2 separate regions of the Homo sapiens genome follow, and region 2 is linked to region 1. The links are chromatin contacts, found by Hi-C or POLR2A ChIA-PET in ENCODE. All regions are on one chromosome and are shown on one strand. The core of a region is the stretch at or near the end of the contact, and the rest is flanking DNA. Distances in the headings are between cores, read along the strand shown.

Region 1 (4,406 bases), core at 1,333-3,832:
CCAGTATACTCAGCCGTTTATTTTCACAAAATTGAGGTACACATTGCAAAATTAGAGTGTTTTCATTGGAAAACTTTCATTACTAGTTAAAAACTGTCATCTCAACGAAATAATAGACTTCTAAATCGAAGGAGATTTTTGTCCAACAATTTAACAAGTATACTAGTGTATGCATGAATGTGAAATTTTGGAAGGGCCAGGCATAGAAGGAAATAATTTCTAATTTGTCATAAAGTCCAAGAGTATTTCTAGTAAAAATATTTTTACAATTCTACCACACCCCATGTATTGCATTTTTTCTGCTATGTTGTTTTTTCCACTGAAGGAGTCATAGCCCAAGTACATTTCTTTGTAATTACAGAGTATCTATCTATGCATCCATCTGTCCATCCTTTCATTCACTCAGTTCAACTAAAAGAGTCTTCATTTTGTATCTACCAGCTGTCTGGACCTGTTAGGCACTAGGGAAAAGAGATGGATAAAGTACTGCTCCTACACTTAGGGACTTCACAGATGAGATTAAAAGGTAATCAGGTAATTATAATACCATAAGGGGGTAGCTATGTTAAATATATGAACAAATATATAAGAACAAGATAGGAAGAAGGCAGAAATCTCCCCTCATACTTTACCTCCACACAGAAGGTACAATTTATCATTTACAAAACAGTTTACAAAATATTATCTCCTGCATTTGGCCTCTGTTCCTATTCCTTCCCACCTGCCCTCTTAAAATAGGCTGACCCTTTGCAACCTTAATCGACCCAATTTAAACACGACCCCCTCTGACCATCCTCTCCTCCATGGATTAGTTACTGCACATTTCATTCTCATGGCATCTCTAGGTTGATGCACACTGTTTTTCCTGAGTGTTCTCCCTTTAGACTAAAACCACGTGAAGGCTAGGAATATTTCTTTCTTCTTTGTATCACCAGTGCTAACCATGTAAATGTGTGAGGAATGACAAAAAGGAAGAAAATACTTACAAGTAAACAAGACCCTATACTAATACATTTCACTGTGCCCTTCCATATACATATATCCTACCCACTCCCCCACTACTAAGAACTATTCTTTTCTTTCTTGTAAAAAGGTATGCATTTAAAATAGTTTCGCTTTTAAATGGATTTTTCCCCAGAGGGCAAACCACTCATTTACTCTCCTGGCAGAGGAAAACAGTAAAGTGTCAAGATGTCTAAGCCAGTTTGAAAATATTTTGGAATTTCTGTGTTTTTCCCCTTCTTTTTTACATAGCTATATAAATGTGCACCTATTCTGAAAGTCAGCTTGAAGCACACATTTCAAGGTATTTGAAATAGTTTTCTTTCCGTTTTTCTTTTTGCATTTCATTTGACTAAGCAGTTGTCTAAAATGTGATATAACCAGAATGTACCTATTTATATTGGTTACTTCAAAATGCATGTCTATGAGTCACTGTTTTTATACACTTTAGCTAGTCAGCCAGTTCAAAGAAAAGAAAATAGGGGAAATTATTAGAATAACAATTACTAGTTGAATGACCTAATACAGATTAAATTATAAGAAACAAGACAGGAAAAGGAAACTTAGTTTATATCTCACATAAGTGCATTTTAATTATTCCATCAAACCAATAACTATATAAACATAATTTCAGAAAAATGGAAGGTTGAGTTTAACATTATAAAACAGTCATTAGCTGTGTAAATAATGAGTAAAAATATGTAATGGTCAGAAAAAACATAGCACTTGCAATGAGAGACTGTTTGTATTAAATATATTTGGATGTGTCAGTTGCTGCAATATTTATTCAAGGAACCAAGCTTCTGGGATTTCATTTCTATTTGCCACCAGGTGAATAAAATGTGTTAAGTTCATGTTGTCTGTGACCTTTTACTAAAAATGTTATTCCTTAGTCATATTCTGCATTGGTGGTCAGGGTTGGATGCCAAGAATTTGCTTGTCATCTGACTGAGTTTCCTTTTCACGTGTAATGCTTCATCTGAATTACACCATCCTAAATGATTGTACAAGCTGAAGAATTTTCTATGTCCAGTAGTTTTATTCTTTAAAGAAGCATTCAAGAACCATTACAAAACAAATAAAGCAAAGATAGATTCTGTATATTCTGGTCATTTGTGTGCCAAGATTGATGGTGGTTAGTAGAGTATGTAAATCAATGAATTTAGGAAGTCTCACTGAGTTGTACAAACTCTTTACTGGGTCCGTAGCTCCATTTTCAGAGTCCTGTGTGTTTTCACAGAAACTGCACCATTAGTTATCTTCACTGGAGGATTTGACCAAATTTATCTAAGGTAATGTGCCTATACACGAGTTTCCTAACTAAGGTTCTTAAACCCCTTGGTTTATGAACTTGTGGAAATTTATGTAATCATGCATATGTGCACATACACGTGCATGTCTGTTTAAGGACATGCTTCACAGGTTTTTAAAATACGTAGAGATTCTGAAAGAGGCTGTGATCCAAAACTGTTTAGAACCTTAGCTTCGCATCAACAGTATTGGCCAGGGACTCCTGACATATTTGCCACCAGTGTTCTTAGAAGCCCTCTACTGCTGTCCATAGATGCACAGTTGCACATCTGCGAGCAGGACAAAGCCTGTGCTCAAACACAGCCATCTCCAGGCTTCGTGCATTTGTTTGGTCACATGAAGTGGTACCCTGACTCTATCAAAAGCTAATTTCACTCATTTGAGTAATACGACTAAGCACACAATAAAACTGAGGATCTCTGAACTAAAACTGGGTCCTGACCCGTATCATCCAGTTTGGTAGATTAACTGAACATAACCACCTTGAGTATAACCAGCCACATGTCCCTTCTTTGGAATGTGTCTCCACATAAACACACGTAGGCTTTTCTTTTTTTTTCTTCTGAGATATTTCAAACAGAAGACCTCTGAGAATTAAAAAAAAAAAAAAAATGAAGGCCCATGTATTCATCTCCCATTTTGCTATATTTCTGCAGGCTTAGGTTTTAAAAAAATTTAAATATTCACATACAGTAGAAACTCCTGCATATGCCTCCTTAATATCATTTTCCTCTCTTTTTCCCCCTCCATATTTAAAAGCTATCCTAGTATCTACCAAGTCTAAACATTAAAAAAAAATCTATACAACATATGTATGCTGGTCTAAGTAATATAAAAGTATTGGTTGCCATGTTTTAAAATATTGCATAGTTCGTCTCACACTATAAAAATGTTTTTGCACCTTTATTTTTGGCTCAACATTAGGCTTTAGATATATCAATATAGATTCATGTAGCTCTAATTCATTCCTTTCAATTACTGTATGGTATTTTCCTATACAATGACACTGCCAGTTATTTACTCATTATTATCCTTATGGACATTTTCATTTTTTTCTATTACCAATGATGTTGCAATGGGCATTCTATCTCTTGTGCCCACTGCACGATGTTCCATGATGGCTTCCCTGGTCTTGATGGCAAGAAGTGATCCTCAGTTCTTGTGTACAGTGCTACTGTTCTTCCAACGTCAAAGGCTCAGCCTCATCCATCTCAATAGCCATGGTGAATGGCCTTATGTTCTTTATGTTTTAGTACATAATGTGACTGCTATAAATAATTATCAAACTTAATTACCATAGGTTTCTCTGTGTGGTAGTCATCAGTGTATCTGTCTCAACTTTCATACAAGATTGTACATGTTCCCTGGGAGTGGGTTTGTTACATACATGTTCTAATCCATCAAGCTGTCTTGCACTTCTTTATACTTAATAGGTCTTCAATATTTACTGAGTGGCTGAACAAATGAAATAAAAGGGAAATCTTATTTAATTTCATGATGTATGAGATATCTTAACAGTCAACATTACATTCTACTACATGAAGTGACTTTTCTACCCAAATTAGCTTATTCATGCTTATCGTCAATACTGTGATCTAATGGGGGAGTCATTCCCATAGGAACTTACAAATAAGAGAAATAAATTTGCCTCATTATGGCGCAATACATAATGATCTGTTTTGGTCCCTCTCTTTTGATTGCAAAAAGAGCTCCTTGCTGTCCATAGATGGGGGTCCTGGAGGTCAGGGGCATTACATGCATGTGTCTGTGAACTGAACAGCTATCAGAAACCTAGGGAAGTTGAGGAACAAGCTAATCTCTGCCTCAGGGCCATATGCCAGATGATCAGTCTCTCAGTCTCTGTCTCTGCCTCTCTCTTTCTTTCTCTCATCTTATGGCATCTCTTTTTTTTTTTCTTTTTTTTTCGTTTTGTTTTGTTTTGTTTTTTCTGGGTTGTTGTACAGCCTTCTGTCTCCTGACCAGGTTTCTCTTCTTAATGCATGGTTTCTTCTTCCTCACAACTTTACCTTACACTCTCTCTCTCTTGCCATGACTCTGACTCCAACTAATGGCATTCTTTCAATTCAACTCTA
Region 2 (4,565 bases), core at 1,524-4,023, 1.0 Mb before region 1:
AGTTAACTTCACAGTGAAAACACCTGACAAACACAACCTCAGGCATGCAATGAGGCTTACCATCACTACTGATAAACATCAGTGATAAATAAGTTGACAGCACATTCCCTTGACATTACATGATGAGAATGGCCCTTTACCTCTATGACCTTTCCCTCAAAAATCCATAACCCCAGTCTAATTATAAGAAAAACATTCAGGCCGGGGGTGGTGGTTCATGCCTGTAATCCCAGCACTTTGGGAGGCTGAGGCAGGTGGAGGCTGAGGCAGGAGGTCAGGAGATGGAGACCATCCTGGCTAACATGGTGAAACCCCATCTCTACTAAAAATACAAAAAATTAGCCGGGCGTGGTGGCATGCACCTATAGTCCCAGCTACTCGGGACGTTGAGGCAGGAGAATCGCTTGAACCTGGGAGGTGGAGGCTGCAGTGAGCCGAGATCGTGCCACTGCACTCTAGCCTGGACGACAGAGCGTGACCTCGTCTCAAAAAAAAATTCGACAACCCAAATTAAGACACTTTCTACAAAACCTACCAGTACTCTACAAAACTGTCAAGGTCAGCAAAAGCAATGAAAGTCAGGAACTGTCGATCTAGAGGAGCCTAAGGAGACATGTAATGTGGCATCCTGGATGAGATCCTGGGACCGAAAAAGGATATTAGGTAAAAATTAAAGAAACGCAAATTAAGTATGAACTTCAGTTAATAATTATCTATACTGGCTCGTTAGTTATGATATATGCATGATACTAATGTAAGATCTTAATAATAGGTCAAACTAAGCAAAGGGTATGGAGAACTCACTGTACTATCTTTGCAACGTTTATGTAAACCTAAAATTTCTAAAATAAAAAATATTAAAAAAAAGAATTCCTCTGGTTTGAAGTCTTTCAAGTCTGTTGCAACTATATTCCCTGGCCCAAGTTATCTATAACCTTGGTCATCTGGGAGCTTGTTAGCAATACAGAATCTCAGGCACATCCCAGATGTACTGGGCTTCTCAGAGAAACAGCCCCAATTGGGTAGTTTGGGTAATAAAGTTTTGGCTTTCACAATATAGGCTGGCCAACTCGACCCAAAACAGATGATGGTGCACATGCCTGGAGACCCAGGAGGACCTGTGGTGCAGATGAAGTCTGAGGACACTCTGCTGGAGAAGTCTCCCTTGCTTGGGCAAGAGAAGTGGGGGAGTCGGATTTTTTATTCTAGATAGGCCTTCAACTGATTGAAGGAAGCCCACCCAGATTATGGAAGGCAGCCATCTTTACCCAGAGTTCAATGATTTTAGTGTTAACCTCATCCAAAGACAACCAGCAAGTTAACACATAAAATTAACCATCACACCAGATCTGCTGAATCTGAATCTACATTTTAAAAGGATTTGCCAGGTGACTCTGCATAATCCAGTTTGAAAATTGCATTTTTCTACAACCCTTAGAGAGTGTAAAAATCTACATGGTAATTCAGTAACTCAGAAACAAGGCTTGATTTGCTGCTTTAACTTGAGAACTTTTCTAGCATTTACTGATCTGGAGGTAGGGATGCCTACAGAAATCCTCGCCCTCCCTTCTAGGTAAAGGACCCTCCCCTTTGTTCTCACGTGAACCTCACTAAGCTTCTAACCTGGTTTACTGAATTAGTGGCTTGTGGGTCTTCCCTGTCTACACCAAACTCTCCGAGAGCATCTACATCTTATTTTCTACCTCCACAGAGACAGCCTTTATTGGCGGATCCAGATCTGCCCTGCCAAGGCAAGCTGGGTTTTCCTAGTTTCACTTTCAGAGTCCGCAAATGCTAGCACAATCTATCCAAATTCTATCGTGGAGATAAAGCATGCACACATACATCAGAGGATTCCATAGGTCGAACCATATGAAACTACCTATGTTGATTACTTTTACCTATAAAACCAGCAACATCATAGGACTCAACAAATTTCCATTGCTGTTTTTCCGCCTAAAAGCTATTTTAGGACCAGGAGCAGTGGCTCACGCCTGTAATCCCAGCACTTTGGGAGGCCGAGGAGGATTGCTTGAGCCCAGGAGTTCGAAACCAGCTTGGGCAATATAATAAGACCAAGCCTCTACAAAAATAAAAAGTAGAAACAAAATTAGCCAGATGTGGTGGCATGCTCCTGTAGTCCCAGCTACTTGGGGGAGCTGAAGAGAATCGCTTGAGTCCAGGAGTTGGAGGTTGCAGTGAGCTGCGATTGCGCCACTGCATTCCAGCTTGGGCAACAGAGCAAGACCCTGCCTGGGAGAAAAAAAAAAAAAAAAAAAAGCTATTTTAGGGACAATATGCCGCCACAGTCACGAGGTAAATATGCCGCCACAGTCACGAGGTAGATCGTACAAAGGTTGCTAACAGTATGGCAACTGACCGCTAACAAGCGAATGTCAAGTTGTGAAATGCACACCACCCACTTCCCTAGTTCGGTCGAAGCCCTCCCCTTAATTATGTGCAATTCAAGTCCCCACTGCCCGCCCGCAAGCCCCCACTCATCCTCGCTGCGGGCAGGGTGGCCCCTGCACTTTACAAGGGGGTGCAGGAGCGGGAGACGGTCGTCCGAACACCGGCTCCCCGGCATGCGTAGACCGGCGGGCGGAGCGGGCTCACTTTGCGCCAATCCTACGAGAACTCCCAGAACTCCGCTTCCCTAGTCCAACCCAAGCCAGAGTTGCCCACACCTAAGATGGCGGCGGGGGCGGAGTCGGCGCGGCCGCCTCTGGGCGGGACCGCGGGGACTAGACGTGGCCGCGGGGCGGTGTCATCGCCCCCGCCCCGCCCGGTCCAGCCAGCTCGGCCCGGGGGCTTCGGGCTGTCGGGCCGGCGCTCCCTTCTCTGCCAGGTGGCGAGTACACCTGCTCACGTAGGCGTCATGAGGTCTCCGGTTCGAGACCTGGCCCGGAACGATGGCGAGGAGAGCACGGACCGCACGCCTCTTCTACCGGGCGCCCCACGGGCCGAAGCCGGTAAGCGGCGGGGTCGTCCAGGGGCTTCGAGTGGGCAGCGGTACCGGGGGCGGCGGTCTCTGGGCCGGCATGGCCCGGGTACCCGCACCCTGCGCCGGCGGGACCGGAGCTGCTCAGGCGCGAGGGGACATTAAGAGGGGAGCCCGTTCAGAGTGCCGCTCAGTCCCGCCTGCCTCGGTGCGCAGAAGCCCCTCGGGAACCCCGGGGGCCGCGACCGTGATCGCGGAGCCGAGCCGGGGCCTCGGCAGGTGCAGCCCCACCGGGCGGGGGCGGGGGCGGGGGCGGGGGCGGGGGAGCGGCGGTGCAGCCGGCGCTGAGCTGGTGGTTATTTTGGGTAGTGCTGAGCAAGGGACCCAGTGGAAGAACGAACTGGGAGAGAATCATCAAATGAATGGGCTAAGGTCCGAGCGGAGGACCCCGGTGTAAGAGCAAACTGGAGGAGAAACCTGCAGATCAGTAGGCAGAGGGCTGTCCTTCCCTGTCACCGCTAGGTTTCCGCCACTGCGTATCCGCCAGCATGTGACCTGGTAGCTTCTTAGGCGGGGAGGGAAGACAAAAAAGGACTGGAGTTAACATTTGTGAGTATGCAGAGGGCAACTATTGTATAACCCAGCTGATATCTTGACATTGTGCAGTAAGAGACTAAAAACATCGAGGACATTTTTTTTCCGTCTGGCAGTCTATGATTTAAGTTAGGAAAAGGTTCAGTTATCCTCAAGATACCTATGGAGTTCTAAAGTAATTTGCCAAAGGTCTTGGAACAAATCGAAAAGCAGGTACGTCATAAAGCATCTTCCCTGAATTTGAGAAAATTAAAATATTTTGCTATTTGACACTTTTGTAATATAGTTTATTTAAAAGTAACGAAAACTAAAGAACAAATCAGTTTGAATGCATTCTATAGTTTCAAAGATCTGTGCGTGAGAAAGAGTTGTGTTGGAAATTTGACTTTGGCTAACCCAGAATTGTATAGTTTCTATATTTTTATTTGTTTTTAATGTTACCAGATGGTGGCAGTAGAGGTGGCAACCTTATAGCTCCATCTGGCAGCCGGGAGCTTATTTTAGTCAACACAAACTGTAAATACCATACCATAGTTACGTTTTACCTGGAAGTCGGACTTAGTTCCATAAACTGATCATTTTCTGTGGCTTGTAGTGTTCAAATTGTATAATATTCCTCATAAAATAATATAGAAATACAGAAATAAAAGTTATAATAAAGATATTTGCCAGAGATTATTACATTGTTACAATTGAAAAATATGTATATGTATAATCAAAATTTAGCACAAATGTTAAACATTATTCTCAGGAAAATGCAGATTAAAATTACAACGAGGCACTATACACCCACTAGAATAGCTAAAATCCAAAAGGCTGATAATACCAAATGTTAGCAGAGATGTGGATAGAAAAGTTATACATCTCAATAAAGATTGAGATGGACAAATGTATACATTTATCACGTAAATTATACTTCAATAAAGTTGATTTTTAAAAAAGTAGCTTATAGCATCCCTTTTAAAAACAATCCCTACTTGATTCATGTGTTGAGTGTATGGATCTTATGGTACTGGCCCTGTCCTTCCTG

Evidence for each region. A loop is a pair of places that touch in the nucleus more often than their neighbours do. ChIA-PET counts read pairs that join two places held with the same protein, here RNA polymerase II (POLR2A). Pooled maps may share reads with other maps.
Region 2: a loop to region 1 is called in a pooled map, with 2.2 times the contacts of the local background. The contact joins the promoter of SLC17A5 here to the enhancer-like site in region 1. A Hi-C loop is called at or near these places in 1 of 37 single-sample maps with no recorded cell type and 1 of 50 pooled maps. POLR2A ChIA-PET finds 5 or more read pairs at or near these places in 1 of 52 experiments (activated T-cell).

The regions. Positions count from the first base shown.
Region 1 is chr6:72,647,294-72,651,699 of GRCh38, reverse strand. The region is part of intron 1 of KCNQ5 (potassium voltage-gated channel subfamily Q member 5); the gene reads right to left. All of the region lies in intron 2 of KCNQ5-IT1 (KCNQ5 intronic transcript 1), which reads right to left. Among named protein-coding and RNA genes, the nearest start is that of KCNQ5-IT1, 19 kb to the right of the region's middle. Within about 2 kb of position 2,582, at least 5 of the 41 ENCODE cell types and tissues checked have a DNase peak (open chromatin) inside an H3K27ac peak, as active enhancers do.
Region 2 is chr6:73,652,200-73,656,764 of GRCh38, reverse strand. It overlaps SLC17A5 (solute carrier family 17 member 5), which reads left to right and starts at 2,773. Exons shown (of 11, transcript NM_012434.5): 1 at 2,773-2,972. The coding sequence starts at 2,879. RefSeq lists an enhancer at 1,569-1,658 and a silencer at 2,658-3,327.